Regions from separate parts of the Homo sapiens genome. Here region 2 is linked to region 1. A link is an interaction called in ENCODE POLR2A ChIA-PET data of the cell type or tissue named here. Cell type or tissue: A673. All regions are shown on one strand. Links, peaks and the distances in the headings refer to the core of each region. The heading gives the core; the rest is flanking DNA. Region 1 overlaps QTMAN (queuosine-tRNA mannosyltransferase). Region 2 overlaps QTMAN (queuosine-tRNA mannosyltransferase).

Region 1 (16,687 bases), core at 5,083-10,082:
CCACTGAGTGGCCATAGCACTTAGTGCCTCTGCCTTCATTCGTAATCAATCTCACACTGCTTTGTGACATTTCTTGTGCAGGAGAGAGCAGTTACTTATCTTTTTTATTGTTATTTAATGTTTCCTGTATTTACGGCTTATTTCACCAATTATATTGTCAGTTCTTTTAGAACGGGGTGATATCTTATACTTCTTAAATTGCCAAGTCAAAAGATTTTACAGTGTTCTGATTTGTTGACTTATTGATAGAATGTCTAAAAACAGATATATCTACAAATGTTCTGGTTCATATTACCTTGGACCTTGTAAGAATACTCTTAATAATGAACTCCAGTCCCAAAAGAAATAAACACATACATGAAAAAATGTTTAAATGTATGCAATAAAAATTTCAATGTATTTATAGATTTTTTAAAATAGTAGGCTCACCCTCTCTTCTTGTATCTTCCTTTCTTGTTAGAAACATAATTACAAAGTGTCTTTTATGGATTAAGCACTGTGCCAGATACCAAGAGTTAAAAGACTCAGCGTTTGCAGGAATAATTTAAGAGACACCTGAATTTAAGTGACACCTTTAGCTAAAGAAGCTCAATAGGCATTATGGAATTTGTTTCCTTAAACATCCGTAAGACAGTTCAGAGTGCTGATGATGGCAGCAAGGATAGATGTTAAGAAAACAGCCTTATGTTGGAGATACTGCTCAGTGGCAGGTTGTGCCTACAGTCTTTGATTCCCTACCTTCTTGACAGGTGTTCTGTATATAGTGCTTTTTTGTATACAGTGCTCTCCTGGCCATCGTGATAAGCACAGGAAAGGAAAATTACATGATGGAAGAAAGTAAAACTGTCCGATTGATGCCACATGATGAGACAGCTTTTGGGAAACTGGCTACTCTATTTATAAACAGCCTGTAAATTACCACCACAAGAACCTGGGAGATTAAATGACTGTGTTTCCTTTTCCTTCAGATAAGACTTCCATCTTGTATTTTTAATTGTTTCAGCAAAGGGAAACATTTTGTTAGGCAGTGTTCTTGTAAGTTTTTGAATATCCATAGCATTTAAACATGCAGTAGAAATGGTCCAATTAAGATTAAGTAGCTGACAACTAAAGCAAATTGTGTTAAAATGAATTTTGTATATTGATGATTAATGAATATTAGAACTCAGTTATCTCTCTACACAAGTTTTATGAATTAAAAAATATGTTGAAACCAAAGACTTTTGAAATGCTTGGGAGTAATTTTCATTTATGTGTGTATGTATCATTGAGTTTCTGTTGTAATTAAAACTCTGTCAAGGTGCTTTGGAAGTGATAAAGGGAAGAAAGCAATAGCTGTCCTCTCTTTCGCTTCTCATATCCAGTTTTATCAGCAAACCCTGACAGTTATCAGTACACCCAGTCAGGCCACTTGGTAACACTCTCACAATATTAGCATCTTAGCCCAAGACAGTGTCATTTTTTTTCTTCTTGCTGTCTTCTTCCACTCATGACTCCTTGCAGTCTGCTTTCCATATGGTAGTCAGAGTAAAGTTTTCTGGTATTAAAAAGTAATTTAAATATGCATGAATTACATAAACAAAAGAAATATAAGAGATTAATACAGAGAAGATTTCAAAACTTTATGGACATGAGTATAAAAATCATGCCCTAGTTGGAGATATTATGACTTACCATATCATGAAGCGTAATAAAAAATCATACCTTTTAGAAATAATTTTTAACATGGCAAAACAACATGGTGTTAAAAGCAAGAAATGAAAGTATGCAATAATGTATTTCTGTTACAAAGTGGAAAGAATAAAATAAAATATACCTAATGTACATATAAGATTTTGTCACTTCCCTGCTTAAAATCCTTCCAGCTCTTCCTATTGTTCTTACCACAAAACCAAGATTATTTTCATGTCTTACCTTTGAATCTTCACCCTTATTTTTGGCCACTCTCCCATTGGCTCCAACCTCCTTGGTCTTCGTTCAGTTCCTCAACCTGTCATTCTTCTTCTTGCCTCAGCTACTTTGTTTTCCATTTTATGTCTGTAATTTAGCATAGTGCCTTGCAAATAATAGGTGCTCAGCACATGCTTAGAGCACCAAAATGCAAATAGTAGCTATCTCTCTTTGGAATAGTTATGGGTGATATTCACTTTATTTGTATTTTTTGTGCTTAAAACATTTTCCATAGTGAATGTGTATTTTCTAATTCTCAGAAGGAAAAGAAAAAATAATGCCATTCCAGAACTGGAGAGCTGGGTAGGTGAAATTCATCTAGGCAGGAGGAACATGGAAATTAGGTTATCACAAGCGGGTCAAGGGTCTGTTCAGGAAAATCAGTTAAGCAGGTAATTGTATTCAGGAAACATGGGTGTCAGGTTAGGGAAAGCTGGTTCATCCAGAACTGTGCTTTCCAATACAGTAGCCACTAACCACATATGGCTAGTCGATTTAAATTTAAATTTAATCAAATTAAATTTAAAAGTTAGTTCCTCAGGAGTACTAGCTACATTTCAAGTGCTCGATAGCCATATGTAGCTAGTCATATGTGGACAGTACAGATATAGAACATTTTCATCATCATAGAAAATACTGCATCACAGAAAATACAGGATCCTAGAGAGTAGATATCAAGGAACAGGAATGCATGAGAGGGAAGAAAAGAACCAAGGCTTAGGTAATGAGTCTTAGCAACATGAATCTAGACCAGGAGTTTAGGTATTGAGCAAAGTGACACAGCTAGAAGAATTTACTCTTTTGTCAAAGGCCTCCTGAAGCCATGCAAGAAATTGTGTATGAGTGGTAACACAGCCCAAACTGGTGTCTGTGTTAAATTGTATACACTATCTCATTATGTCATAAATAGCTTCAGGAGAGGAGAGGGGCCTACTGAAAAGATTTCATGGGGCAAGAGTGAGGTGACCTAGCCCATGAAGAATCATTACTAAAATGTATGGGCAGTGGCTGGAATATTGAATGCCTGCCTTCTGTTACTCATTTCACTTCCCTTCTGTACCATTTAAGATATAAAAGTGTGCATCTTAATGGTAATGGTCACACTACTACTGCCCTTAGGTATATTTCAGCTTTTCTTTTTACATATTAAGTAAATAGGGTAAAAGGCAAACAACTGATTTATTTAAATTGAGCAGAAAATAATAAAATCTTTAATCTCGAATTTCATTGTGTTTAACTGTTTCGGATTCTTTAAACATATATGACTTGAAATGTAGATACAATGTGTATTGGAAACAATCGAAACGTGTACAGGTCCTTTTCCCAAATACATGGAATGGTGTTAATGTGCTTGCAGCATAGAGCCGTTTTGGTTAGATGATTATAGTAGCAGCTTACTTGTACTTTTGGTGAAATGGTAAGCTAATGATGTAGCTGTTAATTTGAATTTAGCAGACATTTTAAATATAGGTTTCTCTTACAGAGACAAAAGTTGCAATTTAAAGCTCTTTGGTGGTCTAAAAACAGCTTAATTCTGTAGTAGCATGGTAATAAGTACTAATCCAGCTTATACAGTGATTGTAGTATGTCATGTTTGTGAAAGATTGCTCAACTGCTTTCTCTGGGTTTTATGTTAATTTAAAAATATTAAACATAAAACCTTATAACATCTTCATGCTGAGATAAACTGTTCAATTTAACTTGTGCTCAAGCAGCAGCTGTCAGGAATTATCTTGTTCCTAGTGGTTTTTGCTATCACCTTGTGTCCTTTCCTGCTAGAGACACACTGTGGGATGATAAAATGCACCTTGTTAGGATTTATTGGTTAAATAATACCTGAGGCAGGATGAGCATTTGTAGCCCAGGGATTAGCTGCTGATCAAGTGATGTCATTCATTGTATTATTATCAATTTTTAAAAATTGATAGTAGGGAGCAGAGTAAAAATTGCCTATGGATCACCTGCATTCCTTTTGTGGGCATATTCATTACTTCTTTTTGGGTGTTGTTGAGCTAAATATTTGAGAAATTGCTTATTGACCACTTTACCGTTTTACGAGCAAGAAAAGCAAAGAGATGATGGAGATAATTTCCACTATTTAAAACTAGTGAGGGCTATTTCAAGATTAATTATACAAATACAGTGAATTTTCTTTTAATGATTAAACAAACTGAAAGAAGTGTTGGCGTGGGCAGTCTCAAATGGGGAATATTATGAAAATTATTGTTGTTTCTCATATGAATATATTGCCTTCTTTTATTTGGGAGGTTTTCTTTGGAAGGCTGAACTTTAGGGTTGAATTCTTTGGTTACGGATAAGCTGGTGGGTAGGGGGACATGTGGTAGAAATAGAGTGAAGGGCTCCTTTCGGTTAAACATTAGCTATAGATAGTCCACCCTGAGGATAATCCTCATGTAGAAATTAACAGTTGGAATATGGCTAGAAATACAGATATGATGGGTTTATTGTTTATGGAATATAGAATTTTTTCTTCTACTTACTGCCATTTAATGCCTGTTACTTCAAATGTATAGTTTTATAAATGTATAACTTACCCAAAATTTGCAGTACGACAATGCCTTGCTCCATGAAATCTGTTTGATAGACTCTCCCCATCCCCTGAAGCTATGAATTACTACACACCTGTTCACATAGATTAATCAACTGTTAATGTGTTTGCACATTTTTTATTTTTCTCTCTCTGTAAATATATACATATTAATATTTATTATTAGTAGTAGCATTTGGCTGAACTATTTAATAATTTATTGCAGACATCATGGCATTTCACATCTAAATAATTTGACATGAATCTCCTAACAATAGGAATATTCTCCTACATAACTGCAATAAAATTATTGTATTTAAGAAATTAAAGATTGATAAAAACTTGCAGTCTTATAATTAGCCCATATTCAAATTTTTCCTATTGTCCTAATAATGTCCTTAATAGGTGTTCTTTTCCCTTCCAGTGTCCACTAAAGGATCATATACTGGATTTTGTTTTGAGTGTCTTTATTTCCTTTAGTCTAGATTTTTTTCTTTTATGACATGACATTTTTGGAGATCCAGCAAATTATTTTGCAGAATATTTGTCTGGTTATTCCTTACCAAATTCAGCTTAGGCATTTTTGGCAGGAATACTATACTGATGATTTGTATCTTTCTCAGTGTATCACATTTGGAAATACATAATATCACTTTGTCCCATTATTGGTCACAGTAAGTTTGATCACTTGATTACATTGGTTTCTACCAGATTTCCCCATCATAAAAGGTATATTTTTTGTAATTAATAACTCATATGAAGGCTACTTTTAATGCATTTTTCTGCCTTGTGTGTGAAAAACATTATGCTTGCCCAGGTGATAATGATTAAGAATGGGCGTCATTGCTTGCAATAGTATGTATGGTCAGGGATGGGCATAGTAAGAAAGAATAGAAGGAGAGGAGGATTACGCAATAACTAGACCTAGAAGTTGCCATGTATTCCCTTTTAAGGAAAATATTGTTTGAAATTAATATTTTGTTGTTTCCTCTGCTAAAGATCAGATTTTTAGGTAAACAAATATCTTCATGTTTCAGAATTTTCAGTGTAAGTTTTAGAGAGGCTTATATGTGGTAGTGGTGTGGGGAATATGTTTGGACAAAATGGGGCATTGTTTGGTCATAATTTTTTTTTTATTTGGGTATAGACAGACAGGTTTAAAAAATAAGTGCATCTCCTTGGTAAGATTTTTTTTTTTTAACCTTAAAGAGATAAATTATAACATTAATATAGCAATGTAGGTTTGAAGAGGGATTGCTGGCTTTTGGTCTTGTGTGCCTCTTTTAGCCCGTGAAGAAGACACTTGAATTCCTACTTGTGATATATGCACTTATTATGTAATCCTTCTTATGTGAAAGGCTAGTGCGGCAGATCATATAAACACCTGAAGTTAGCCATTTGGCTTGTCAGCAAGGGAGGATTTATAGTAGTTGTAATCATGGTAATAACAAGGATGATATTTTGTATTTATTAAGTACAGAAAAAAGCACTTGCAATGTAAGTGGTCTGCAACCAATTCATATCTGTGGTGTAATGAAAAGCAGTTTGAGCCCTTAGAAGACCAGCAGTCTCTCTGCTTTGCAACTTTCTACCAGTGTGATCCTAGAAAAACTCTTAACCTTCTTGAACCTGATTTTTTAGAAAGGGAATTAAAGCCATAAAGGTAAAATGATGTTACATTATGTTATAAAGGTGGCATTCTATCAAAATTGTGTCATCTAAATGTCCTCAGCTGCTCAAGTCCTGTACTTTGTCCCTCTTTTGTGTCCGTATGTAATAGGCACCTTATTAGGGAAACATTTCCAGGTTGTCCCAGACAATTAGTATTGCTTTCTGTTTGTTTCTCTAATGTTTTGTGTATGTCTCTATTACAGGCAGCATTTATCCTGCTGAGCTGTCTTGTTCATCTTTTCTGTTCTTCCTGGTTAGACCCTGGCACATAGTAGGCATTTAGTAAATGTATGTGGAATGAGAGAGTAAATTGACACTTTTTTCATTTATAAACATGGATAGGCAAGCTTTCAGTTTCCCTTTTTCCCTTAAAAATGAGGAATCAGCCTTTCATAAAATTTTTATATTTGTGCTTTTTAAGGGATTTTACAGATGATGCATCTGGTACCATTAGCAGTCCAGTAATGGAGAAGAAAAGATGTTTTTAAAAATACAAGTATTGTAAGATACTTTACAAGTGAGGGGAGGGTAAGAAAACATGCCAAGAGAAAAAGACCATACTAGATAAGTCTATTGCATAAATCAAAAGAGTTTATGTCATAACATGAACATGTGCCATTCCTGCTCATACATTGAATTTCAGTAGTTGGTTGCATAAAGAAGGAAAGTGTAATGAAACTGGCAAGCAAAGTATTCCGCAGTCAGTCTTATCTTTGTTCCATTTGTCCTTCAGATAGAGCTTTTCTTGCCTTTTTCAATAAAATCCATCCGGCTTTTTTTTTTTTTTTTTTTTTTTTTTTTTTTTTTTAACATTTCTCAGTAACTGCACTGAGAAGACCAGTGAGATTCGGGGACTTTATAGTTCTAAGCAGCTGCTTTTTAAGAGATCAAAACTTAGAATGCTGCTACATGGTATTAAGCCTCAACTATTGATGTGTCCCTATAGGGGATGTGTTTTTCTTGGGGTGGGAAGAGGAAAGAGGAGAGAAGAGCAAAGCATGATCCCTTCAAACATACTTGGGACAGTAAACCCCAATTTTCTTGTTTCCTAGGACCCTCTTTGCAAGTTCAGTGCTTAACCTGACCGAACTGGCTGCCCTTCGGCCTGACCTTGGGAAACTGAAAAAGATTCTGTATTTTCACGAGAACCAGTTGATATATCCTGTCAAGAAATGTCAGGAGAGGGATTTCCAATATGGATACAACCAAATTCTTTCATGGTAGGTATGGATTGTATCATTATATTTGGCCCTTTGCTACCTTTTTCTTTGTAGGTGGTTACGTTTTAAATCTGGAGACCTACTATTGTACACCTTTTTTTAAAACACCATAAGGTAGGTGCAAATATTTAAACAATTCTTCCTTCTGCAGTATATGTAAGATCACAACTAATCATTTTATAAAAATACATATATGTAACAATCTAATTATATGTTGAGCTAATTATCTATTTTTCACAACATTCAAAATAGAATTAAAAGGTTGGCAGGGACCTTCACCCCTTGATTTCATGATCTATTGCTTAAGGCATTTAGAAAGTGCAGTTAGTCAACTCTTACTTATTAATCACGATCACTGTATTCAGCTAAAATCAAAATAGAGTTTTACAGAGAAGTAAAAATTAAAGCATAATGGAGCAACTTGGGGTTTTGTCTCCCCCGCCTTTTTTTTTTTTTTTTTTTTAAATTGTAAGACAGAGAAGACTATGGACAATGAATCCTTAGGTAGTGTTTTCTTTTTTCCTTCGTTGAGTCTTCTGAAATGGCACAGCCTTAAAATACCATGACATTTTAAAGGTGATGGTCCTCTATTGTTACTTCGACAAAGTGTATCTCCTGAAGCTTAGTTAATGAAAGAAGTTAATAACAATTCTGAAATGGCTTTGCTATTGGATCCTATTCACATAACTGCAACAGTCAAACGGAATCTGTTTGTCAGTGATTTTGTACATTTTATTTATCTTTATTAACAGCTATTAGCAACTGGGTTTGATGATGTATTTGAACAGACCCGCAATTCTTGCAAGAATGTTTCATAGTTTAGTTGACATAGAAAAATGGCTATATAGTAATAATTCTGTGTTGTGTGCATTTTGTGAATGTTTTCCTACAATCATTTTTACAAGCTGCTTCAATTGTGAAGTAGCAGTGCTATCAAAATAGAGTGCAACTGCTTCACGTCAAATGTCTCATAAAAAAAGCAGCCGTTTTAAAATTTCATAATAAAATTAAAATACTTTATATTGAAACAGAGAAGGAAAATATGTTTTAAAAATGAAAATAAAATCATTTTGTGCTTTATCAATATGGAAAACATTTGTAATATTCTTTTGATTTCTTGAATTAGCATCATTCTTTTCCTCAGATAGTGTGTTTATTACCCCTGAGAAATCATTGGGAAAAAAACTAAGTCTATTTTTTCCTTTATGGGTGGCTTTAAAGTTAATGGAAGTTACATCCACTCATATCAGGGAGGAAATGTACCAAAAAGGATATTTCTGTAAACTATCTTGGATCTTTAATTTAGCATAGACTGGATTTTTAAGAATGTAAGTCATTGGGTCACATGCCGTTTGAGGGAAGCTATCTAAAAACAATTCAGCTCTCGATTCCTCCTCACTTTCATAAAACATTGTTTTTGCTGATAGGGAATGAGACTATAAAAGTTTTGTACATGATTTTTCAGCATTGCTTTTCTCAAGAGGGTAAACTTATAGACAAGCTTGGAGAGAGAGAAGTGTACTTCATCATCAGTTGGCTTCTTAATGGGGAAAAAATGGTTCACAGTTGTCCAGAGGAAAAATAAGAGTGTCAAAAGGCAGTCCTGTTCAGATTCTCTTTGAAAAGTATGACTCCTGCTTCCTCAAATGTTTCTTTAGTTTTCTTGCTGACTTCTGCTTTTTTTGGCACTGTCAGATTTCTTTCTGGACTGTGTGGCAGTTAAGGACTTTAAAGATGACTGACATAAGCACTCACCTTAAACAGTGATTTCACTAACCCTCTGACTTATGAACACATGTCACAACTATATATTATGACCTGTAGGTCACTATTACAATATGTGACATATGGTGAAAACAAGACTAGCTGTAAAACATCCTTCAACTTTTGGTATATTATTATATTAGCTTCCTTATTGCTTAGTGTTGTGTCAGCACTTCTGTGACATTCCTTTGTATTGTTCGTGTTGTAATCACCCACACCCCCCAAATTTGCACTAGGTAGCAACTAATAAACAATACTTGTATAGAAAATCAGTTTTTTTCAAGGGATGCACGGAAGTAGCAGGCCAACACTCTTTTTGTTCATTTTTTATTCTGCTAGATATTAACATTGTAATAGTAAATTTGGCTGTCTCAGCAAATATGACTTAAACTAAACTGACGTTTGGCTACGGCATTCCTATTCTATAAGCTCTACTTATTCTGTGGTGTTCTGCAGTCCTGTGGACATAACATGTCTTCTTTCCAGTAGTATTGATCTATCATTTTTAGGGTGGAATAAAACCAATTGCTTTATCCCTTTAATCTTGTATACAGATGTTCCTCAACTTACGATAGGATTACAGCCTGGTAAACCCATTATTGTGAGTTGAGAATATGATAAGTTGAAATGCATTTAATACAACTAACCTATCAGACATCATAGCTTAGCCTAACCTACCTTCAACATATTCAGAATACTTACATTAGCCTACAGTTGGGCAAAATCATCTGGCAGCACAGGCCACTGTAGAGTATTGGTTGTTTACCCTTGTGATCATGTGGCTGACTGAGATTTGTGCCTCACTGCTGCTGCCTAGCATCGTGAGAGAATATTGTGCACATACCATTAGCCCAGGAAAAGATCAAAATTCAGTATTCGAAGTATGGTTTCAATTGAATATATATTACATTTTCACCATTGTGAAATTTAAAAAATCTTAAGTTTGAACCATTGTTGTTGCGGACTGGTATTACCACATTTATTTCATTGAATTCGAAGATCATGGTGTTGCGGCGCTTTATAATTTATATGTACCTTTATGTAATCAGTTAGGACCTAGTGATCTGGATTTCCGGATGCATTTCTACCAGTTTCTTCTATTTCTCTGGCTAGCCCAATATAATATAATATGATAGTGAAACAAGTTATTTTGGGATACCATAATCCTTTCTGTGTAGTCCCAGAACTTTTAAAAACTTAACACAGTTTCTTGAAGTAAAAGCTACAGCAAGAAGTAGACTTTAACCAAATAGTGCCGAAGGTATCGTGCCTTAGTATGAAAGTAGTTTTATCTGAATTAGTCTTCTTGAAGTTAGTGAGAAGTGTGACAGATGCTCTGTTCTCGGTAGTATGGTGTAAAATGATGCACATCACTGACAGAAATTCAACATGGGTAGCTGGGCCACGAAGAAAAAGGAATTGCTGTACGTAGTGTTGTTGATAATATAGAAAGTTCCTGGCATTGTGGAAAAATATGCTTTGGTTTGGAGTCTCATGCGATCCCATTAAATCATTCTATTTCCCTGTTGCCTTTCAAATCTGATGCCACCAATCAACTCCCTGTGATATAACACTAATGAAACCAACTTAGCTCTTAGAGACATTTTGGTAGATACTGATATGAAGTGAAGAGTTCTTTGCAAACCTAAGGTGTAGTATAAACTCTGATTAATCCATAGAGGTCTTAGGTTGATAAAAATTACTCTGAATGAGTCTGGGCTCATCATTTGCATTTGTCTTTTACCTTTACAGCCTGGTGGCTGATGTGGTTGTATTCAACTCAGTTTTTAATATGGAATCATTTCTCACTTCCATGGGAAAATTTATGAAGCTGATTCCTGATCACAGACCCAAGGATCTGGAAAGCATCATCAGACCCAAGTGCCAAGTTATTTACTTTCCCATCAGGTTTCCTGATGTGAGCAGGTCAGTATGTTTGACTCTGTTCTCAATATTGTGTCATAAATTATTCCTCAAATGTATAAAAATTGATGTTCTTCATGCCAGTTTTAACTTTTTAGCATAAGTATGGTTAGTTAGAGAATTAAGTTCTATCTCACCATGCTGTGATTTACAAAGATTTTAAATCATCATGTGTCTAACCCATCACTAGTTAGTTCAGATATTGAGTCCTTCTTTTCTTTTCTTTTCTTTTATTTATTTGTTTGCCAAAGCAGCCCGGTGTTTTGTTTCTTTCTTTCTTTCTTTTTTTTTTTTTTGTTACAGAAGTCATTGTCAAGCATATTTCTCAACCTTTGCATTCAGCTTATGCCCATTGATTTATATATACAATAAGAACTGGTCTAGATAAGTCAATGTTAAGTCTCACTGCTTGGATTAGTTCATTTCTCATGCTATTTTCTTTTATTTTTTCTTTATTTTTAATTATTTATATTATCTTAATAAAGAGTTAAGTCTTCTATATTGGTTTACAAATGTACCTAATTGCCATTTCTCTTTCTTAGTTACTAAGGACATTTTTTTTATTACCCTTGCTGCTGGGCCCACCTTGAATTAGCAATGGATGATGTGGCTCAAAGGGAACATTCTGGAATTCCTTTTCACTTTTGATTAAACCTAGCAAAACTGTTTTTACTACCACTAGGAATATTTCTCCCTTGTGAACAGAAAGTGTACTTCAGTGGGACTCACACTAGCAGGAGACGCTGCTGTTTTTTACTGACTGCTTTCTTAAAAGAGTTCAGGAACAGCTGTTTCTTCCTCATCCCTGAAATGAAGGCAGGAAATGATTTAATATCCATACATGCTATGCAAGAGGTCAGCATTAACTTCTGTGTTCTACACTTACTGAGTTCACCCATATTTTGCTGTAGAAACGGTAGTCCTCATCTGCACCCCATTGCTGATTTATTTGAGTGTCTTATTTGTTAATATTTCATCGAAGAAAAATCTGCCCCATACAAAATCAAGTTAGTGAATCATAAAATTTAAGTTAGACCATCTTGCCCAATCTTTATATAAAGTGCAGAAAACAGAGGCCCAGAGAAGTAGAGACTGGCTTGTATTCACCTTGTCGTTGTCACAGACTGGATTAATATTTAGGCCTTATGACTTCTGATTTCAATTTCTACTTACCATTCAAGCATCCTGTCATTACAGGTCATTTGTCAAAAACAGTTAATGATTTATTTGCTGTTTTGAAAACTATAAAGCTAAGTGGAGCCACGATCACAAAGCAATTTTCAGAATATATATGTAATTACGTATATTATCTATGTATTTGTAGACATAGTTTTCTTATGTGTGATGAGAGAACTACAACTTTTGAAAAATGTGATAGTTATACTTTGCCTGTGATTAACTAGAACAGTTATATATCTGAATTTTTCAAAATATGAACCTTATATTTTGACGTTTTAAGTTTTTTTAATATCACATATAGGCAAAATGTATATCTCTAAGTGAGTAGATGGTTATAGCTCCTCTTAATTATTACTGCTATAGAATTCTAAATAAATGTTTTAAAATTCATTTACATCCGATGTATTTCTGCAACATCATATGTTTAATATACCTGTGGCAGTTGAGTAGTTTATTAATTTGGATGATATTACCATAAAGGAATCTAGCTAAATAGAAAAAGGTTAAGAAATATTGTGGCCAAGATAACATTCATAAGCAAGGTCTTAGCCTAGAATGTTATTTGAATTATTTTCAAATGGTAATTTGCTTTATGCAACCCAAACTCATATAGTGTAAGTAAGTGATTATTTGCATGAATGACAATCATTCTAACGCCTGCAGTTTCAAAACTGTATTATTTTGTTGAGATGTTGAAAAGTATTTAGTAATTCCAAAGGCAAAATAACCAAGGTGATTAAAAAATATTTTTGAATGCTTGTATCTTTCTCCCAATCCAAATATTATTTGGTCATGGGAAAAATGAATTTAACTGAAAACAAAGCAGAAGATACAGTTAAATTATTAGTCATTGCGCTATATAATATAATGGATATTAATTAGGGAGGGGAGAAAAGCCATATTTCCAACAAAATAAATGAAGATTTTTAGAGTTTCTATCTGTTAAAACTCAGAGCATGTCTGTCACCTCAGCAGTTTCGCTAATATTAGACTCACAGCACCTACTGCTACCTCTTGCCTTCCTCACTTATCTCCTGCCTCACTCGCAATGACCAGATAAATAGTAGCATGAGAGTGTATTCTCTTGAAAACATTTCATTATATGTATTGAATATTTTGGGATGGGAAAGCTCTTAGACGCCGTAGTCATGTATACATGTATTTGAGTTTTGACCACCACTTACTAGTTCTGTGATCTGTACTTGTGGAATGACCTTGCACTTAAGTTTGTTAATGGTTGTGATTAAACCATCTCATAGGGATGATGCAGTGATTAAATGAAATAATGTATACCATGTACCTAGGATAGTGCTTAGCATACAGTAGACCCACAACAAAAGGTTATTTTATCTTGTTACCCGCCCCGCTCCCATTAATTTATAACCTAGCATATTTATTGGCATCTGAATATAGAGGACTATCTTCCCTCTGCCTCTCACAGTCCTATAATCGACACATGAAAATAGAGAACTACTCTCCTAAAAGCTGAATCTAATATAAATAAGGAGATTGGTTTTATTTATTTACTTTATCACCTTGAGTCAAACAATCCTTTGGCCTTACCAGACCCTACCATCCATTGATTGAGCCAACTTAATTTCACTCTTGTCCTATTTTCTCTTTCTTTGTCCAGCTTAACTTTCTTATTCCGTCATTATGTTTACTCTCTTGCATATCCTCTCAAATCATTTACACCTTTTGTTTCATATTTGATTGGCAAAACCCCTCGTCTGTTTAAATCTATTTGTTCATATACTGTCTTCCTATAATCATGGACTAAACATAACTGGAGAAAAGCATGTCATACTTATTAGCATGTTCTAAATGTGTGATTCATAAGATTCAGATGGGCCCTTTGACTACCTGGCAAGCATTTCCCTTCTTCTAGATAATTATGCCTTCTCCTTTTTTTAGAACACTCCAATACCAAATCTTCTATCTTCATTCTCAGCTGATGAGTGAGGAAATAGGAGCAATCAGAAGACAACTTTAATTTATTGATACTACCAGGTCCACCCAATTATGTGCTTCTTCTGGGTGCATATTCTCCATCTTCTCACCTGTTACTGGGGATGAACAACCTTGCTTCTGTGTAAGGCCCCATCTACACTTCTTTTCCAGAACTCATCCATCCCACATACTCAAGGACTATTGTCCTAACAATTTTTTCTGGTCTATTCTACATCATCAATTTTCCTTTCTTCTGAATTATTCCTATTTTCCTTTTATCTGAATTATTTCTATTAACATAAAAAAATTATTTCTTACATCTTAAAATTTTTTTTTCTCCTTATTCCACTTCCCCCTTCTACTACCTCATTTCTCTCCTTCTCTTAGTAGCAAAACCTTAAAAGAGTTGTTTATACTTGTTCCTTCTAAGTTCCTTCCTCCTGTTCTGAGTTAAAACTATTCCACTGAAATAGTTTTAGTCAGGGTCACCACTGCCTCTAAATCCTGTGGTCAGTTCGTAGTCCACATCTTATTTACCATAGCAGCAGCATTTGACACACCATGACACATTCTTCAGTTGTCTAGGGCACATAGTCCCCTGATTTTCACACAGACTGCTGCTTCTCAGGCTCCTTTGCTGGGTTCCTCATCATCATCCTGACCTTTTAACATTGGAGCCACTTTGGCATTCTTGACACTTAAGGGGTTGGTGGAGGAAGAGCCCAAGATTGAAGTGAGAAGACAAAGTAAGAGTCAGGAGGTCAACACTGAGATAATTATCCTGTGGAACAAAGGGGAGAGAGTTCTAAGGAGATAATCATTAGTGAATTCACAGCAGCGAGGTTAAGTAAAGTGATGACTAAAAAGCGTCCTTGAATTTGACCATTAAAAGGTCAGTGGCATCCACCCTGCATTCTATTAAGTCACAAAAAAGTTTCATGTGTATTGTCATAGCCAAAGAAACTTAGGATTCAGGTCTGGATGAGATCTCTCTCTGTCTGTCTCTGACGCGCATGTACTCTCTCTCTCTCTTTCTCTCTCTCCTCTTCTTATTTTATGGATAAAGGCGCCAAGGCCCAGAGAAGTTATATGTCTTCTGGTAATCACACAGCTAGATATAGGCAGAGCAGGAACTAGAACTGGTATCTCAAAATCTTCATCCAGTGTTCAGCCCACCACTTATTGTAAATGCAATTTCGGAAGTCTTGATTATCTGATTTTTCAGCTGACAGCAGATTAGCAGCATCAAATTGGGGGTGTGATAAAGGCAGTCTCACTGACAGCAGTAAAAAGTGACAGCTGACTGACAGCTTGACAACAGGGGAGGAGAGAGATAAACCATTTTGAAAAAAATATATGGGAAGTTAAAAAAAAAAGAAACATAGCAGCCTGGAGCCATTCTATGGCAGGGCAGGCAACTCTGCACATCAAATAACCCCTGCAGACATTTCTCCATGATTGTACAGCTTGTACATCAAAAGGATGACTGTGATTTATTAAGAGAGATTAAATGGTAATCAGTAAGTTTCATTTTAAGAATGTAGGAAAATGCATAATCCACTTTTGGCAGAAGTTATAAATGACAGCAAATGGAATTAAACATTATACCTTACTTTAAGATGTGCATGAGCTGTGTTCCCCTAAAGGAAGACAATAAACATCTAAAGCCTTTCTTGTGCAGTTGTAATATCCTTCAGTTTTCAGTGACCAGGAGACATGTTATTAAGCTATCTTTTTAAAATCTCCCTGATTACAGCTTTGCCATTGACCAAATTTCCCATTTCTGCTGGGTTGCAAACACTGGCTCCTTCCATACTGAAGGCTTCCAGGCCTGCAAGATGATTGGTGGTCAACAAAACAGATTTTGTAATATTAATACCAGAAGATAAATATGATCCTGAGACTTGGTGAGATGAGAATTACTACTGGAATGTATTGCAAAAGACTATTTTGTGTTAAAGGATATAGATTAGATTGAAAAGTCAAGCAATTTTGCAGTGTGTTTCAAGAAGACAGATTTCCCGTGGAACTCCATGGTGCTGAGTATGTGATGGAGAGGCAGAGAAAAAAGGGAGTAATCTTGCAACCTACTAAACTAGATGCTAAAGGAAGCCAATATTTTCATACTTTAGGTCATGTAATTGTCATAAAGGCAAGGCCTAGCAGAAGTAGGGAAATTTTAAATATCCAGACCTTTCTGCAAGTCTCAGTCTTATGAAATCCAAACATCTGAAGAATTACATCTTCCTTTCCCGTCTCTTTTCCTTTCTCTTTTCTCTTTTCTCCTTTCTCCTTCCTCCTTTCTCCTTTCCTTTCTTTTCCTTTCCTTTCCTTTCCTTTCCTTTCCTTTCCTTTCCTTTTCCTTTTCCTTTTCCTTTTCCTTTTCCTTTTCTCTGTTCCCTCCCCTCCGCTCCCCTCCCCTCCCCTCTTTTGACAGGGTCTCTCTCTGTCGCCCAGGCTGGAGTGCAATGATGTGATCATG
Region 2 (16,687 bases), core at 4,127-9,126, 180 kb before region 1:
GCCAGCTGTTGGATTCTTTGCTTTCTTAGTGGAGACACTTAAGGATGTCTCCCATAAATCGGTGATTTTTATGCAGTTCAATGGTAGCTCGTTATTTTTCAAGTGTTTAATTTTCTGCCTTTTTCTTCTCTTAGTTTTGAGCTTTCATTTGTTCAGGTATTGGGGTTCTCACCACCCCGTGTTTAGGTTCTATTAATTTGCTGGAGTGACAGAACTCAGGGAAACACATTTACTTGTTTATTATAATGGATATTGCAAAGGCAAACAGATGAAGAGACGTGTGGGGTGGGGTATGGGGGAAGGGGTGCAGACCTTCCATGTGATCTCTGAGTGCATCTCTCTCCAGGAACCTCCATGTGTTCAGTTACCTGGAAGCTCTCTGAACTCAGTTCTTTTGGGTTTTTGTGAAAACTTTATGACAGCATTCCTTCCTCCAGGGTATAGAATGGGATCCTCTGTGGGTTGGGGGCAGGGCGTGTCTGTCTTGGGGCAGGAGAAGGTCAGAGGCTTTCCCTGAGGCCTAACACACCCACGTCGTAGCAAAAGACTGGATCAAGGGCTGTGGTAGTTATGAGCCAGGAACCATGCATGGAATCTTCCTCTCTCTCTCATCTTGCTCTCTCTCTGTGTGGTATATATAAAATAACATCACAGGTATCTATTACACATTCCTCAAGCAAGGTCATTATCTGTCTTTACATCTAGATCATGTGTACCCCAGGGTTGGAACTGAATCTGTCCAGTTCCCTGGAGGTGTCCTTAGCACTCAGTACATATAGCAGGTGATACATATAGATTAGATATAAATTTCTCCCAACAATAAGTTCTGTTATCAGTGTGGGAAGCCAGTGTTCATATAGAAGTTTAAAATTAATTCAAGAAGCTTAGACGTTTCATTGCCATCGTTAGTACTGGAGAGTCTGTGTTTTTTTTTTTTTTTTTTTTTGAGATGGAGTCTCACTCTGTTGCCCAGGCTGGAGTGCAGTGGCGCAATCTCGGCTCACTGCAAGCTCCACCTCCCGGGTTCACGCCATTCTCCTGCCTCAGCCTCCCGAGTAGCTGGGACTACAGGCACCCACCACCATGCCCGGCTTATTTTTTGTAGTTTTAGTAGAGACGGGGTTTCACCGTGTTAGCCAGGATGGTCTCAATCTACTGACCTCATGATCCGCCCGCCTCACCCTCCCAAAGTGCTGGGATTACAGGCGTGAGCCACCGTTCCTGGCTGAGTCTGTGTATTTTAAATTGTAGGCATATCCATGTAAAAAATGGCATCAGTCACCTGACAGGACATTTAATTAAGAAGAAAAGTTATATAATTTTCACTATGTTGCCTTGTAAGGCATTGGAGATTTCAGTTTTTCATGAATTTGATTAATATGTATATATTTCTTACAATTAGTTTTATTATGAAGAAGTGAGTTTAATGGCCCTATTTTTGTTCATTAGTAATTGTATACTAAAGAGTAAATTCTCATTAAAAGGCCTTTAAATGCCTGCTCATAAAGAAGACAGACCTCTGATTTTGTTCTCTATACAATCCCAGTTATTGTTTTGAGGCAAGTCATCAAACTCTTTAGTAGTCTAAACCTTTAATTTGGTTTCAGAACAGTAGTCATGTATTGAACACCCAAATTACCATGTCTGTAACAAGTAATGCAAACACTCCGTATTAAAAATGCAATGACTGCAACTGTTTTTGTAAAATTTCTTGTGCTAATTTTTTAAAGAGGACTTTTGAATTAAGTTTCTCATGAAGGCCAAAATCTTATACTTTTAATGGTAGTGGAGTGTGTGTATATGTGTAGAGGCGAGGGGGTGGTAATTTTTGCAGTGGTATTTTTAAGTGGACAGTTTACTAATTATGTTGAGGTAAACACTTTACAACTCTAAAAGGAAAACTTCAATTATCTGAATGAAATGAGGTACATGAAATTAATTCAGATAAGTGGGGGAATCTTTGGTGTAAATGATGCATGTCAAGGTACATGACCTCAATCTTGATTTTTTTTTTTTCCTTTTTTCTTTTTCTATATATCTGTTAGCTGCTTACGAGATTGTGATTCTTTTAGGTCATGTTAGGAATCATTGATGGGGGAGGCAAAGTTGCTCTATAGTTTTGTTTTTTCTTTGCTACACAGGAATCCAGAGTGTGGTATTCTGTGACGAGTATAATTGCTCATCTCTCCCCTGCACTGCCTGCTGTTTTAGGTGGTACACCACAGCCTTCCATTTTGTCACCTTCCTGTCAAAAGTGTGTGTGACTCCTTAAGAATACAAGTTGTTTGAAATTAAAGCCACACTCCTCTGTCCAATCTCAAGATGTTTATAATTCCTAAAAGTTGAGTTACAGCAGGTTATAAAAGATATGGGATTGAGGTAGATGAACCGTGATTCCTTCTCTGTCCTCCTTTGGGTTTAAATATTAAGCAGCTATCTTGTAGTGTAGGCCCTTAAAATAGAAACAAAGGGTTGGGGCATGATGCCTAGCCTTTATAGATCCTAACTTGAAATGAAAATTTTATGGATTGATTAGAGTTTTAGGAGAATGATTATCTGCTGCAAATTACTAAGGTTTGCAGCATTCCTGGGCTCCTGGCATCTGAAAGCTATTGTATAATCTGTGGAGAGCCTGTTAGGTGTGATGACGTTTGTCTTCTAGGCTTTTTTTTTTTTTTTAAATGGAAGCAAGCATGTCTCAGCCACAGAGATGTGTACTGACACCTTATAAGTGAATTTACTTTTTTCTTTACTCAAAGCACCTGAAAACATGGCTCTTTATTTTCAGTGTGCACCAGCTTCCTTTTCACCTCTTGGTCTTTAAGATACAAGGTGATTCATATCTTGATTACCTTGGGTAGGTGGGTATGATATCAGCAAGCTCTGTGTCCGGACCTTGTGAGCAATTCCTAGGTCATTGCCTGAGGCCTTCTTAAATATATGCAGGTAATGTGACTGCAGATTTTGGGTTTCACAGTCAGTCCAGATTGATTTTGACTCTGGGCCATTTATGAGCAGCAAGCCTTTGCGGGGAGTTAGTAACTGCTCCGAGTTTCAGTTTTCTCCTATCTGATGGGGGGGATTAGTCTTTTTTAGTGTTATCTTTTTTTTAGTAACTTAGTTGTATTAATCTGTTGTCGTATTCAAATGGTGTGAATTAATGAACTATCTAGAGCATATCATTTTAAAAGGAAGTAGGTTTTGTACTATTTAAAGACAGAGGTAATCAAATTAGTAAAAATCTTTCCAAATAGAGGTCTTACTCAATTGACTTTAAAACTGTATAAGACTCTTGTAGTTATCAGTTTATTTATATACAAATAATACACTCCTGCGTGGTATAGCAAGGCAGAGTATGTATTGTATTCTGTAGTCAGACAGACTTGTATTGGATGATTCATCACTTTCCACTTCGGTAACCTTGGGCAGGATACTTTACCTATTTGATTCAAAGTTTTAGTCTGTAAAACTACTAATGAAGATTTAAAGAATAGAGATGTAAAGAACAATAAAGGGTAATAAGGACAATAAAAAGGTGGTTGTGAAGACTTAAGAGGAAGGTATGCAAAATGCTTGGTTATGCCTGAACCCAATAAATACTGATAGTTGCTGTTGTGACCTTGGACAAGTAACTTCACCTTTCTTCATCACAGGTTTCCTTATCTGTAGCATAAGTATACAGCTAACTAATAGGTTTAGGGTGAGGATTAAATGAGATAATACATGTAAGTGCTCACTAAATATTAATTGCTGTTGTTATATAAACAAATTAGACCAATTTTTGAGTTCAAGAATTCATACACATATTTAGTATATTTATTATATGGGGGATATTCACTGTGGATTTGGGGATGGTGACTTATTCATAGCTTTTAGTGTTTCCTTAAGATAACAGTTCACAAATTGTGGCGTACAAATCCCTAGGGATCACTGAGACCCTTTCAGGAGTGTCCATGAGGTAAAAACCATTATCATAGTAACGCTAACTTTTTGCCTTTTCTACTGCTTTGACATTTGCCCTGCTGTTGTAAAAGCAATGATCGATGAAACTAAGCATTCTAGAAATTAAATGGCAGTAAGACCCAACTGTACCTAGTAATCATGGTATTCTTCACAGCTGTGCATTCACAGAAAAAAAGAAAAAGCCACTTTCACTTAAGAATGTCCTTGAAGAAGTGATAACAATTGCTAATTGATTAAATTTTGACCCTTAAGCATACTTTGTTTTAATATTTGCTGTGATGAGATACGAAATGTGCAAAAAGCATTTCTGCTGCATATCCAGAGTACATTGCCTGTCTAGAGGAAAAATCCATATGTGATTTTTCTTTTTGAGTTGCTAGTGAAACTAGCCAAATTTTGCATGAAGCATCATTTTTACTTGAAAGAATGAATACCAAACTGTGACTATTTAGACTTAGAAATTTGGCAGTCATTTTCTTGAAAATGAACAAAGTGAGCCTGTCACTTCAAGGAAAACAACTGACAGTTTGTTGCCAATGATAAAATTCAAACTTTCAAGTGAAAATTAAAATTTTAGAAAGCTTGTGTTACCTGCTGTGCTATTGTCAGCTTCCCAGTACTTAAAAGATTTTCCTGATGAGATGATGGGTGGTGATTTTTATGAATGTGAGTTTTTGCTATTATATGATGAATTGTGTCAAGATTTGTAATATCTGTATAACTCAGTGAGCCAATATTTTCAAAGGGACCAGTGTTACAAAATTATGGGTGAAAGATCTTTTCAAAAAGCAAGTAACAGAATACAAAGAGTTCATATATATGAGATTCCATATTTCGACTAACCCTTAAGAAACTCCTACTTGTCAAGTTTTGGTGTAGTATCAAAAAAGAACATCTACAATTATCTGAATGGGCTATTAATACATGTGCTTCCGTTTCACTACATATTTGTGTGAGGCCATTTTTTTTTTCATGTTGCTCAATCAAAACAACATAGCACAACAGATTGAATGTAGACACCAATATGAGAATCCAGCTGTTTTCTATTAAGCTAGGCATGAAAGAAATTTGCAAAGCTTTTATAACAACATAATTTTCACACAAAGCTTTTTTGTTTTTGAAAGCTTTTTTCTGTTTTGAAAACATTTTGTTTTCCTAAAATGTATTGTCTTATTACATATGTTATCTTACTAAGTTTTTAAAATAAATTGATAAATACTTAAACTTTTTCTCATTTAATTTCTAATACGGTGAATGTTGATCATTACAAGCCACATAAACAAAAGCTCTTGGGAGTATTCACTAATTTTTAAGAACACAAAGTGGTCCTGACTAAAGAGATTGAAAACTCTTTCTTTAAGGAAAGAAGGCCAGATTCATCAAATGAACAAAGTTCTGAAGTTTTAATCATTTGGGTATTCCTTTGGAATATGGACTTAACATGCCTCTAGTTTCTTTTTCTGGTTATAAGAATGTATCAGTGGACTACTGTGACATTTTCCAAATATTCAGAGGGTAAGAAGGTTTTTGTTTTTAAAATGGATGCTACCTATGTGGTTGCCATACCAAATTGAGATACAGTTAATGGTCATTCTTGTCAGCCTGTTCACACTTGATACCACTCTATTGGTTGTGAGGTATACCTGTGGTTTTGGAGCTGTTCACCATGGCAGATTACTTCAGGGTTGTAGTGACTCTCACTTTACAGAAGAGGCAGGAGGATTGCTTAAGCCCAGGAATTCGAGTCCAGCCTGGTCAACATAGCCAGACCCCATCTCTACAAAAAATTTAAAAAAAAAATTAGCCCGGTGTGGTAGTGTACACCTGTAGTCCCAGCTACTTGGGAGGTTGAAGTGGGAGGATTTCTTGAGCCCAGGAATTTGAGGCTGCAGTGAGCTATGATTGTGCTGCTGTATTCAGCCTGGGTGACAGAGTGAGACTCTGTCTCTTAATCAAATAAACAAATAATAAACCAATTTTCTTTGAAGTCCATACGCTAATCCGTCCTGACATTTTTAAAGCTATTTTCTAGTACCGTCAATCTACAATTTATGACTGCGTTTGTGAATTAACTATCTGCAACAATGTAATATGAATTACAGATGGGTTCTGTAGTGCCATTAATAGTATGAGTGTTTCAGCCTCATTATGGACTAATTAACATCTTTTTGTGTGGAATTATACTTTTGACTTCTAGAAATCTAGCCAAACACATTCCTCCATTGCAGTCCAGCAGTGGCAGGAAACTCTTCTTTTTCCCTCACAACAGAAACAGGGTTGTTAAAGCTTTAGTGACAGCAAGAGAGGCGTTTTGAAGCAATGCTCAAGAGACACAGATATCTTGGGCATCCCACGTGGGTGGTGGGTGATAGGTAACGCTTTCAGATGAAGCAAGTATAGAAACTTTGGGCCAACTAGCAGTGTTGGAGGGAAAAAACGGATATTCTGGATACTACTTGGTTGTGGGGGGTGATATATTCTCTTTTGGAGCAGATGCTAAAACATAAGAGATGTTTTAAGTTGGGTGTTTCTAAGTTGGGAAATCCATCTATATAGATAAAATTTTCTTGGTCTCTTGTTATATGAACTGAACTCAAATAACAAAAAGACAGGCCAGTTGGGAATGTTGAACAAGTCTTTGGCCAGAAGTTTCAATGTAAAATGAAAGTGATGAACTTCAGGGGCAATCATAACCAGGAGGAACAGTGGAAGCCAAGAGGAGTGTTGGAATATGCAGACTGTTCACAAGGTGCCCAAAACAAATCCACCATGCAGGATGGCTGTTAGAGCAGGCATAGAACTGATGATCAGCTGGCATAGTTCAAAGAATGCCGTGACTCAGCCCCTTGCCCACATGTCTTTGGCAGGAAATACTGCCAGACTAGACTGATGTCTAGTACAGGAAGTCCATTACAGAGAATGGTTGATATAAAGCAGAAATTCAGAACCAGGAGAGTTTGGGGACATGGAGCAGGCCAAAGTTGGAGAACTGGAATTTGACCTGAAGGTGAGCTCCTTGTCCTCTTCCTGCCCAAAGTCAATATTAACCCCTTGGATTGAGGCAAAACTGAGCCAAAAGGGAGACCAAAGTGACTAGAGCTGTCTGCATTGTAGTAACAGGTCTGGCCAAACAAATACTTGTTAGTTGAATGGATAGAAGTAAGACAGGGAAACATTATAGTCTTTCCACTTAGGTTCTTCATGTGACATACACTAGGTATCATGTTACCTACTCACCAAAAAAATAATTTAGGCCAGGGGTTTGCAAACTTCTCCTTGGAAGGACCAGGCAGTAACTATTTTAGTCTTTATGGACCCTATGGACTCTGTTGCACCTACTCAAGTTGGCCACTATAGCCTGAAAGTAGCTGTAGAAGCATACCTAAATGAAAGAATATAGCCATGTTCCAATAAAGCCTTATTTATGGAAGTGGAAATTTAGCTTCATATAATCTTCACATGTCACAAAATATTAGTCTTCTTAAAAAATCTGGTTTTTCAACCATTTACAAATATAAACCCATTCTTAGATCATAGATATACAAGAACAGGTTGCATGCCGGATTTTAGTGCCCAGGCAATAGTTTGTTGACCCTTTTCAGGCAAATAAATTACTATCAGTCATGATGCTGAAAGCTTAGCAGTGCTGAAATAGATGTTTTATAGGACGATGCTGTTGGTGACACTGTCTTATTTTATAGGTGACACTGATGATAAAAATCCATCCAAGAATTTATATGTGACATCTGCAGCAGGTTCAAATCTCTCAGCTATGAGACAAACTGGATACTTCCTAAGGATTGCCATCTATTATGCACAGAGAGCCAAAATCCGTTACTGAAATTGTCTGGGTGAGCCGCCTGCTGGGTCCAGTGATGCACTGGTAGACAAAGGAGTTGAAAAAGAAGTGTGGCATATTCTTTGGATGACTGGCAGAGTGTGACACCAGTATGGCACCAAGCCCTACTATGATTCCAAGGACTTCAGGACTAAAAATATATATATATATAAATGAAAAAAAATTTTGGTGGTATTGGTTGGTGTGGTTGAAGTAAATTTGAGCTTTACTTGGGGAATGTGTATTATATTATCATTCCATAATGTAATTCCTTTGGTAATCAAGCTTTAAAGATCTTATATCTATGAAACTCATATAGTTATCACCTTTTAGTATTGGGTTATCTCACTGTAAGGGAAATACAGTAAAGAAAAACATCTGTTGACTAAAAGGGTTAATTTCAGGACTATGATTTTCATGTGGAAGTGTTTGCCTGGAGGATTCTTGAAATTTTGCCTTCATCTAGAGTATTTAAAATGTTTCTATTTGCAAAAAGCTATTATACTCAGAATTTTCTAGGAAAACATCCTTTTCAGTGGACTCTTCAATAGTAAAGAGTCACACTGTATGGTGTTAGTGTCCATAGAACAGTTGAATTCATAAATTAATATTTTTAGACCTATCAACTAAATTAAATTCACTTAAAATGATTTGGCAAGCAGGTATGAACTGAAAATAAACCTATGTATTTTTGTTTTTTAGAAGTATTGAATCAGAAGAAATTGGAACATCAAAGTATTCTCTGAACCAAATTGATGTTTTATTTGGTTGAGAGTCCTTACTTTTGGTATACTATTTATACCAGTAATAGAGTATTTGAAAGCAGTGCTGGGAAATGAGGTGCATGGATTCTCTCAATGTTGAATCCCATTTTTTTCCCTCAGTGAATCTTCAACATTTTTAAATCTTAGCATTCAACAAAAACTCTACAGCCTAGATATAAACCATAGATTACTTTTTATATAGCATATACAGTTCATCAACAAACAGTAAAGTTTCCTTCATGACTTACCTTGAAATCTTTATTCAAAGGATATACTATTCAATTTTTCAGTGTGCCACTGCCACCACTGCATGTTTTTGGTCAGAGTGCAGTGCAACTAACATCGCCATCCTGCTAGGAAAAAGATCTGCAGGTTGCTGGATAGTGGAAGTTGCACACATCTAATTTACAAGTCAGATTAGAGATCAGAATCTTACAATAGCTTTATGTGGAATTGATTTCATTTCATGGTTTTTAAGCTGTTTTTTCATTGAAGCAATGCCTGTAACTGAAAGACAGGTGTGTTGTAGCATTTGAATACCTTAAACTCTTTTGAATCTGGAATGAAAGGGATGTTCTGGATTCTAAAACTCAGAGATTTTGAATTAAATGCCATCATTCATTTATTGTGCCATAATTGAACTACCTTGAGAACTGAATTTGGAATTACTGTGATTAATATTTGGAAAGCTTTGCCATTTTCAAATACAAGTCACTTTAGGAAGGACCACAATTTGTGTGTGTGTGTGTGTGTGTGTGTGTGTGTGTGTGTGTTTATTTAAATAGAGCAGCAGGCACCTTTTTACCTTATAGATAAGGTAAATTTAATAAGAAATACGTGGTTTTTAACATTGATATCCCATTCTATTTAAGAAGTCCATTGTGGCCTTTCTGGAGGCCTTCAATAAGGGGAAAGGGACGATGAATAGAACACTGTAGATTGCAGTTTATGTTTTTCCTTTTAAGGCAAACCATTTTCAAAATATAATAATGCCAATGAATACATAAATATAGATTGATAGTTTGAAGTTATTTTAAGTTTACCTGTCTATATTAAAATTGAGAGCCATCTCATAAGAGTGAGTATAAAAAAGTTGTTCATTTTAGAGTGCATAGTGCCATTTAATTGAATTAGAGAACACAGTTGCAAAAAAAAAGCATCTTTTAGATGGTTCTTGAGCCATTAATTGATTTATTGAATATAATCAAGAAGAAAAATCCAGATGTTTAAAACTAGTTTTGTATCAGGTCAGAAGAGTATTTAGCTTTATTCTCCTCCACTCCCTTGTCTGATGAGTTCTCATAAATTGCTTTCTGAAATGACAAAACATTGGGATTTGGAAAGCCTTGAGAATTCATCAGTTTTATCTTTTTCTCCAGTGTTTTTTACAAAGGACCCATTTAGTCGTGATATTTATAGGATATGAGGAAGGCAGTGATCCTGGCATTCGTGGACTCCAGAAAACATTTTGGAGAAAAATTAATGTAAGGTAAGGGTGTAGTAGGTATACATTGCTGTATTCATTTTATTGTCCCTTCCTTCCTTCCTTCCTTCCTTCCTTCCTTCCTTCCTTCCTTCCTTCCATCCTTCCTTCCTTCCTTCCCCTTGAAGATCTTGTTGCATACCAATTTATTCATTTTAGTATAGCAGTGACTATTTAAATGGGTCCCTTTCTAACCACCTTTCCCTCCAACCTCAAAATCCCTGGTTAAAATGCTTTTCTTTAAAGAGAGTCAGAGGTAATTTTTTGAATGGAGAAAGTGAGGCTATTCCAGACATTGGGAAATGAGTGGAGTATAAAAGGGAGAATGAGATCTAAATGTGTTGTGATAGATAGTAAGATCATAGATGAACACTCTATTTTTGGATTGAAAAGGGTGCTAGAGTAAGTATATCAATGGAATACAGTGGCTTGTTATCATTATGAACTGTTTAGTAAGTCTCCAGTATGCCAGACATTGAGTAAGACATTTTGCATAAATTCTGTCTTTCCAAAATCTTGAAACAGGTGCAACTATCCCAATTTCCTTATGAGGAAACAAGTTAAATGGTGTATACAAAGTCTTAGAGTAAGAATTGAAATAGAGAATCATACAGCTAGTGGCTCATTTTGTGCAGAGACCTTTTCTTTCTGGTGATTGTCTGATAAGTTATTAGTGAATAGAAAAGAAATCTGAAAGGCCAGCATACATGTAGGGAGATTTTAAGATTAACAGCTTTTAACACGAATGACTTCATGTTAGTGTTGTAGAATGACATTGGAGCCTTCTTGAGAAGCAGTGACATATTTGCGAATATTGTATCTGGACACTAGAACTCAACCATCTAATGGGTTGCCTTTATTATTAGTAAAGTATTGTATAGCTGCACTTTCAGGTGTAAGTGATGCCATGGTACAAAACTCATATACGGAGGGCAGGTGATCATGAGCTACCAAAGAAACTGCTATATATCATAAGCTGAATTGGATCACCTCCAAATAGAATCTGTAGAAAAGTACTTGAAAGAGGACTGGTTCAAGCAGTCATCTGATACAAAGCTGACTACCAAACATTTTGGGATGCAGGGATGATAACTGGATAATGGTATCATGAAGCTCATTAAAATAAGAACTGTAAATGTTTACAGGCTTTACAAGCAGATATATGCAGCTCTGTAACAAAATATCATCTTCTTGGAAAGGACCCATTTGGTTAGGAACAAGGCCTTAGCAGCAGCGTTTTTTTTTTTTGAGATAGGGTTTCACTCTGCCCAGGCTGGAGTGCAGTGATGTGAACATGGCTTACTGCAGCCTCAACCTCTGAGCTCAAGCAGTCCTCTCGTCCCAGCCTCATGAGAAGCTGGGACCACAGGCATGTGATAATACCCAGCTAATTTTTTTAGTTTCTGTAGAGATTAGGTCTCGCCATGTTGCCTAGGCTAGCATTTTTAAATACAAAAGGCAACTGTGCAGTAGGGTGTTGGAGTCAGATGATCTGGTTATGTTTTTTGAGATATAGAGCAAAATGATGTGGGATATTTGGCTTTGCTATTTGTCCCCCAGGGGGAGTGAAGTAAAGCACAGCCAAGGTGATAGTGTCATGGCAGAGCTTAAATGTGAGTACTGTGGCACCTTGGTGTGGGATGTGGTAATGAAGACAGGACAGGTAAAAATGAATGAAATCATGAACTCAAAATGTTAGAGTGAAAAATACTTTTCTAATTGTTTGAAAATACAGAAAAGTAAAAAGGCAAACAGATCATAGGCAAACAAATAAGACAGTTGGACAGAGGTGAGAAGTAGGAGGGCTATTCAAGAGTACAATAGTCCTAGAAAGTTTTTCTCAAAGAGGGAGACGACTTGGAAAGAGAGAGCAGAAAAGTGATTTAGAAATAGATGTTACTGAAATATGTGAGTGAGCTGCTCAAAGACTGCCAGGAGACAGAGAAAATACTGGATAAGAAGGAACAAGTGACCTTTAATATGAAGTTGTATTTCTATCTTATGGTGGTCAAAGGTGACCAGCTAGTTCAGGTAATGGCTTCCCAAGAAAAGACATGCTGATTGTTCCCATTTGTTCTGGGAACATTTATGGATATTTCTATAGGCTGGACTTATCCTTGTATCTTATGATACTGGGTGACTTGGATTTCTGATTTAGAATCTGACTTAGGCTATAAGTTTGTTATGATTATTATCCATATTATTTTCAGCTTTTGGGCAAGAGATTACACTTTAACTGGCTATCCTTGCCATCCTCGAGAAGTAAGGTATCAGATGTGACTTTAAAAATTAACTTTATGGGCCGGATGCGATGGCTCATGCCTGTAATCTCAGCCCTTTGGGAGGCTGAAGCGGGTGGATTACCTGAGGTCGGAGTTTGAGACCAGCCTGGCCAAAATGGTGAAACTCCATCTCTATTAAAAATACCAAAATTAGCCGGGGATGGTGGTGCGTGCCTGTAATTCCAGCTACTTGGGAAGCTGAGGCACAAGGATCGCTTGAACCCTGGAGGTGGAGGTTGCAGTGAGCCGAGATCACTCCACTGCACTCCAGCCTAGGCGACAGAGCAAGACCCTGTCTCAAAATAAATAAATACATAAAAATTAAAATTAACTTTATGGAGTATAATTTATGTCCAATAAAGTGAACCAATTTTTAAGTGAATTTTGACATGTGTGTACACCCATGTTAACTATCCCACTTTCAAAAAATAGAACAGTTTATCATCCCTAAAAGTTCCGTTACGCACTGTTTCTATTTATTTATTTATTTGAGACGGAGTCTTACTCTGTCACCCAGGCTGGAGTGCGGTGGCACTATCTCCACTCACTGCAAGCTTTGCCTCCCGGGTTCACGCCATTCTCCTGCCTCAGCCTCCTGAGTAGCTGGGATTACAGGTGCCCACCACCATGCCCGGCTAATTTTTTGTATTTTTTAGTAGAGACGGAGTTTCACTGTGTTAGCCAGGATGGTCTCGATCTCCTGACCTCATGATCCGCCAGCCTTGGCCTCCCAAAGTGCTAGGATTACAGGCTTCAGCCACTGCGTCTGGCCCCCTTAATGCACTGTTTCTATCAGGCCTTCCCTTTCCTCATCTCCCCACAGACAGCTAGTGTTCTGATTTCTATTTCCATAGATTAGGTTAGCCTGTTCTTGAGCTTCATATATATGAGATGATAGAGTATATACCCTTTTGTATCTGACTTCTTTTCCTCAACATAATGTTTTTGAGATTAATCCATGTTGTTGCATGTATTAGTGGTTCATTCTGTTTTGTTGCTGAGCAGTGTTTTATTTTATGTAATTTGTTTACCATTCTTCAGTTAATGAGCATTTGACTGTTTTTCTATTTATTGGCTCTTGCAAATCATATCACTATAAACAGAATTTTTGTATAAGTCATTTTATGAACATGTATTCCATTTTCTCTGTGTTAAATACCTGAGTGAAATTATTCTTTGATAGGATTGCTATGTTTTAATTTTATAATTATATATATAACTTTATATGTATAACTTTTCCTAAATGGTTATACCCATTTCTACCATGCATTGTTAGTTCAAGTTTGTAGATGTCTGTATTTTGTACCAAGAATATTGGTTTGTACTAAATGATTTTTACAAAGCCAGAGAGCCTGTAGGAGTATTCTTCATGTAATAGCTGAAATCTAGTATATTTTAAAGATATATCTATTTAAAAAAAAAAAACTCTAATGATAATAAGATTGATTAAGTATATATGAAATTATTGATAAGTAGATATGCAGTTATTGACCTGGTTGGTTGCACAGAATTTTTCATTTTCATTTTGCAGGTAGCATGTTTTAATCTAAATTCTAATGTGGACATTTTCCATTGTAAACAGTTGGCTCTTCATGAAATGTATATATAATTAAATATGAATAATACTAATCTTTAAGGTAAAATTTGTATGACCAGATGAAGAATCTCCTTTTTTCTTTTTCCTTGATATGTTTAGTCAGTAGCTTTCCCCCTCATTTTTTTGTAAATCTGTATTTCACATTGAGTTGCTTAAAATGAGAGGTCTCATAATAGGTAAGTGGTAAATGTAGGGGAATTATACACTTTTGATAATAGAATGATGACTAGGAATTGTTTGTTTCAGTATTTTTGCTAAAGCTCCAAAGCTGAAACCAAAGGGTAATAAGTAACCCTGCTTTCTAAAGAGGGATGTGGGGCTTAGTAAAAGAGAATAGACTTGGTTCACCCTCAACACCTGTTTCCCGCATATAGGAGAAATTAGAAGAGAGATTAAAAGTGTCATTCCGATGGAGCTGTTAATCTAGTGGGGAGTTAGTTTTGTGACATTTCCCTGTTTCTCCCCAAATGGACCTTTTTTTTCCAGCCCAGGATTTGGATTTGTCTGCCAGAAGTGTAAATTGATATGTAGTTTGTCTGGATGTTTAATGAGCTGCAGAATCTTGTTTCCTTGTGCTGCAGTGGCACCTTCCAGAGAGTTTTTGAGAAAACGTGATCATAGTCCCATTTTCACACTGCTATAAAGAAATACCTGAGACTGGGTAATTTATAAAGAAAAGAGGTTTAATTGACTCACAGTTCTGCATGGCTGGGGAGGCCTCAGGAAACTTACAGTTATGGTGGAAGGGGAAGTAGGCACATCTTACATGGTGGCTGGCGAGAGAGAAGGGTGAGTGAAGGAGGAACTTGCCAAACACTTGTAAACCATCAGATCTCAGGAGAACTCACTCACTATCATGAGAATAGCATGGGGGAAGCCACCCCAGTGATCCAGTTACCTCCCACTGGGTTCCTCCCTTGACACCTGGGGATTACAATTACAATGAGATTTGGGTGGGGACACAAAGCCTAACCATATCACGTAACATTTCTGAGAGTTGGGAGCACACTTGAACATAGACTTGTTCCTGGAGGGGAGGAGAATGACTGGCGTCAGTCGAGATGGCATGTTGAGTGAGAGAGCAGTAGGTAGAGGAGTCTGCATGTGTCCATCTTGTATGGTTAAGAAGGCATGACTTTTTTTGTCGTGCAAGTGGTCATGGTGGGAGGTAACCAGACTTGAGTTATCTGGATGGATCCTGCCAAGGAGGGCTGCTTGCCATGTGAAGGGACTGTGGGCGGGATAATGGGAGGTTAGCCTAAGAGTGTATTTCCCAGCTGGGTGTAGTGGCTCATGCCTGCATGCCTGTAATTCCAGCACTTTGGGAGGCTGAGGCAGGAGGATCACTTGAGCCCAGGAGTCTATGGCCAGCCTGGGCAACATAGTGAGACTCTTGTCTTTATTCAAAAAAAAAAAAAAAAAAAGAATGTAACTCCCACAATAGGGGACTATGAAAGATGGAAGGGTCACCTTTTTGCTTGCTGTAACTGATGACCCCTCTGCTGTGAAGTCACTTGAGAGTGACTGAGAAATAATGGAATTTATCTGGGGTTTTGAGAGATGGGGAAGTGAGATCCAGAGAAATATGTTTGAAAGCATATATTCCATTGAGTTCAGTTCACTTGACCAGTTTTTTAGTTCAATAGGATTTTTGTTCAGTTGAATAAACCTTTAGTAAGTGCTTAAACAGAATATGTAAGGTACTGTTCTAGGCATTTCATGAAAGGCAAAGATGGCTGTGGTGTTTTCTGTCCTCAGGGAGCTTCTGCTTTAGTGTAAATAGCTGAAGTTAATTCATGGCAGAATGACATAGGTACTTTAAATGTGTAAGTGGCAGTACTATGGGAATTTGGAAAGAACAGTGAATACCACTGGGGTTCAGAGGAGTCTGTGGAGGAGGCCAACTTTGGGCTGGATCTTGAAAGAACAAAAGGATATCAAGTAGGAAGAGAGGCATTCTGGCATGAGGGAATAAACAAAGCCATGGAAATGGGTGACTGAGAAGTAATTCTCATTCACACTGGAAAATGATAATTTTACTTTTTAAATAATGCTTTCAACCATCAATTAAGCTTGCTTGCCCATGTTATAATTCCAGTTGAATCTTGGTATTTTTATGTCATCTTTGCAGTTCTCTAGTGATGCGCAATGTGTCTTCCTTTATGAGCTATAGCGTGCATTATCAAGTTGGAAACGTTACTCACTTTAGTACCTGGATGGTTATAAGCATCAAAACCAAACTTCTAAGTCTAATCACAAAGCCTATTACTTTCCCTGATTTAAAACAGTAAAATGTAGAGAAGATGATGATTTTTACATATCCTAAGAAGCACTTGGCAGAGCAATTAGTTTCATAACAAGTGATTGTTTTTTAAAGCTCTCTCTAGAATAAGAATGAGTATCTTGATGCTAGTGTCACTTTTAAATAGCTATGGCTCCAGGAATGTGTCTGTTCATGTTATTATCTTAAATACACACCTTATCTATCCATATTGCTATACTTCAGATGTGAAAGTGAAAATAAAGGTGTGAAGTGCCTAGCAGACTTGTATGGATTTATGTAAATCAGAAAACACACAAACAATCCATTAGTCTCAGTGCTGAAGCCCTGATATATTAAAATCAAATATGGATTATTTCCTAAAAATTTCACGTACACACATACCATCATATCCAGTGATTTACTTGCCAAAAAAAAAATCTTTATTTCTTTGAACTCTAGACACATATCCAGCTGTCTTATGACATCTCCATATGGAT

The links. Peaks named below come from ENCODE experiments on the same cell type or tissue, not always from the same donor. Only the 100,000 strongest peaks of a DNase experiment are listed, where the experiment ranks them.
Region 2: POLR2A ChIA-PET joins it to region 1 with 10 read pairs; 2 of 35 experiments call an interaction of 5 or more read pairs at or near these places.

Annotation. Positions count from the first base shown.
Region 1 is chr2:144,136,274-144,152,960 of GRCh38, reverse strand. It overlaps QTMAN (queuosine-tRNA mannosyltransferase), which reads left to right. Exons shown (of 12, transcript NM_001376312.2): 5 at 7,222-7,389; 6 at 10,906-11,079. Among named protein-coding and RNA genes, the nearest start is that of QTMAN, 190 kb to the left of the region's middle. In A673, for the core only: no CTCF peak of the experiment used is centred there; no DNase peak of the experiment used is centred there.
Region 2 is chr2:144,310,846-144,327,532 of GRCh38, reverse strand. The region is part of intron 1 of QTMAN (queuosine-tRNA mannosyltransferase); the gene reads left to right. Among named protein-coding and RNA genes, the nearest start is that of QTMAN, 13 kb to the left of the region's middle. RefSeq lists a silencer at 3,431-3,480. In A673, for the core only: no CTCF peak of the experiment used is centred there; DNase peaks (open chromatin) are centred at 6,802 and 8,942; H3K27ac peaks cover 3,023 bases.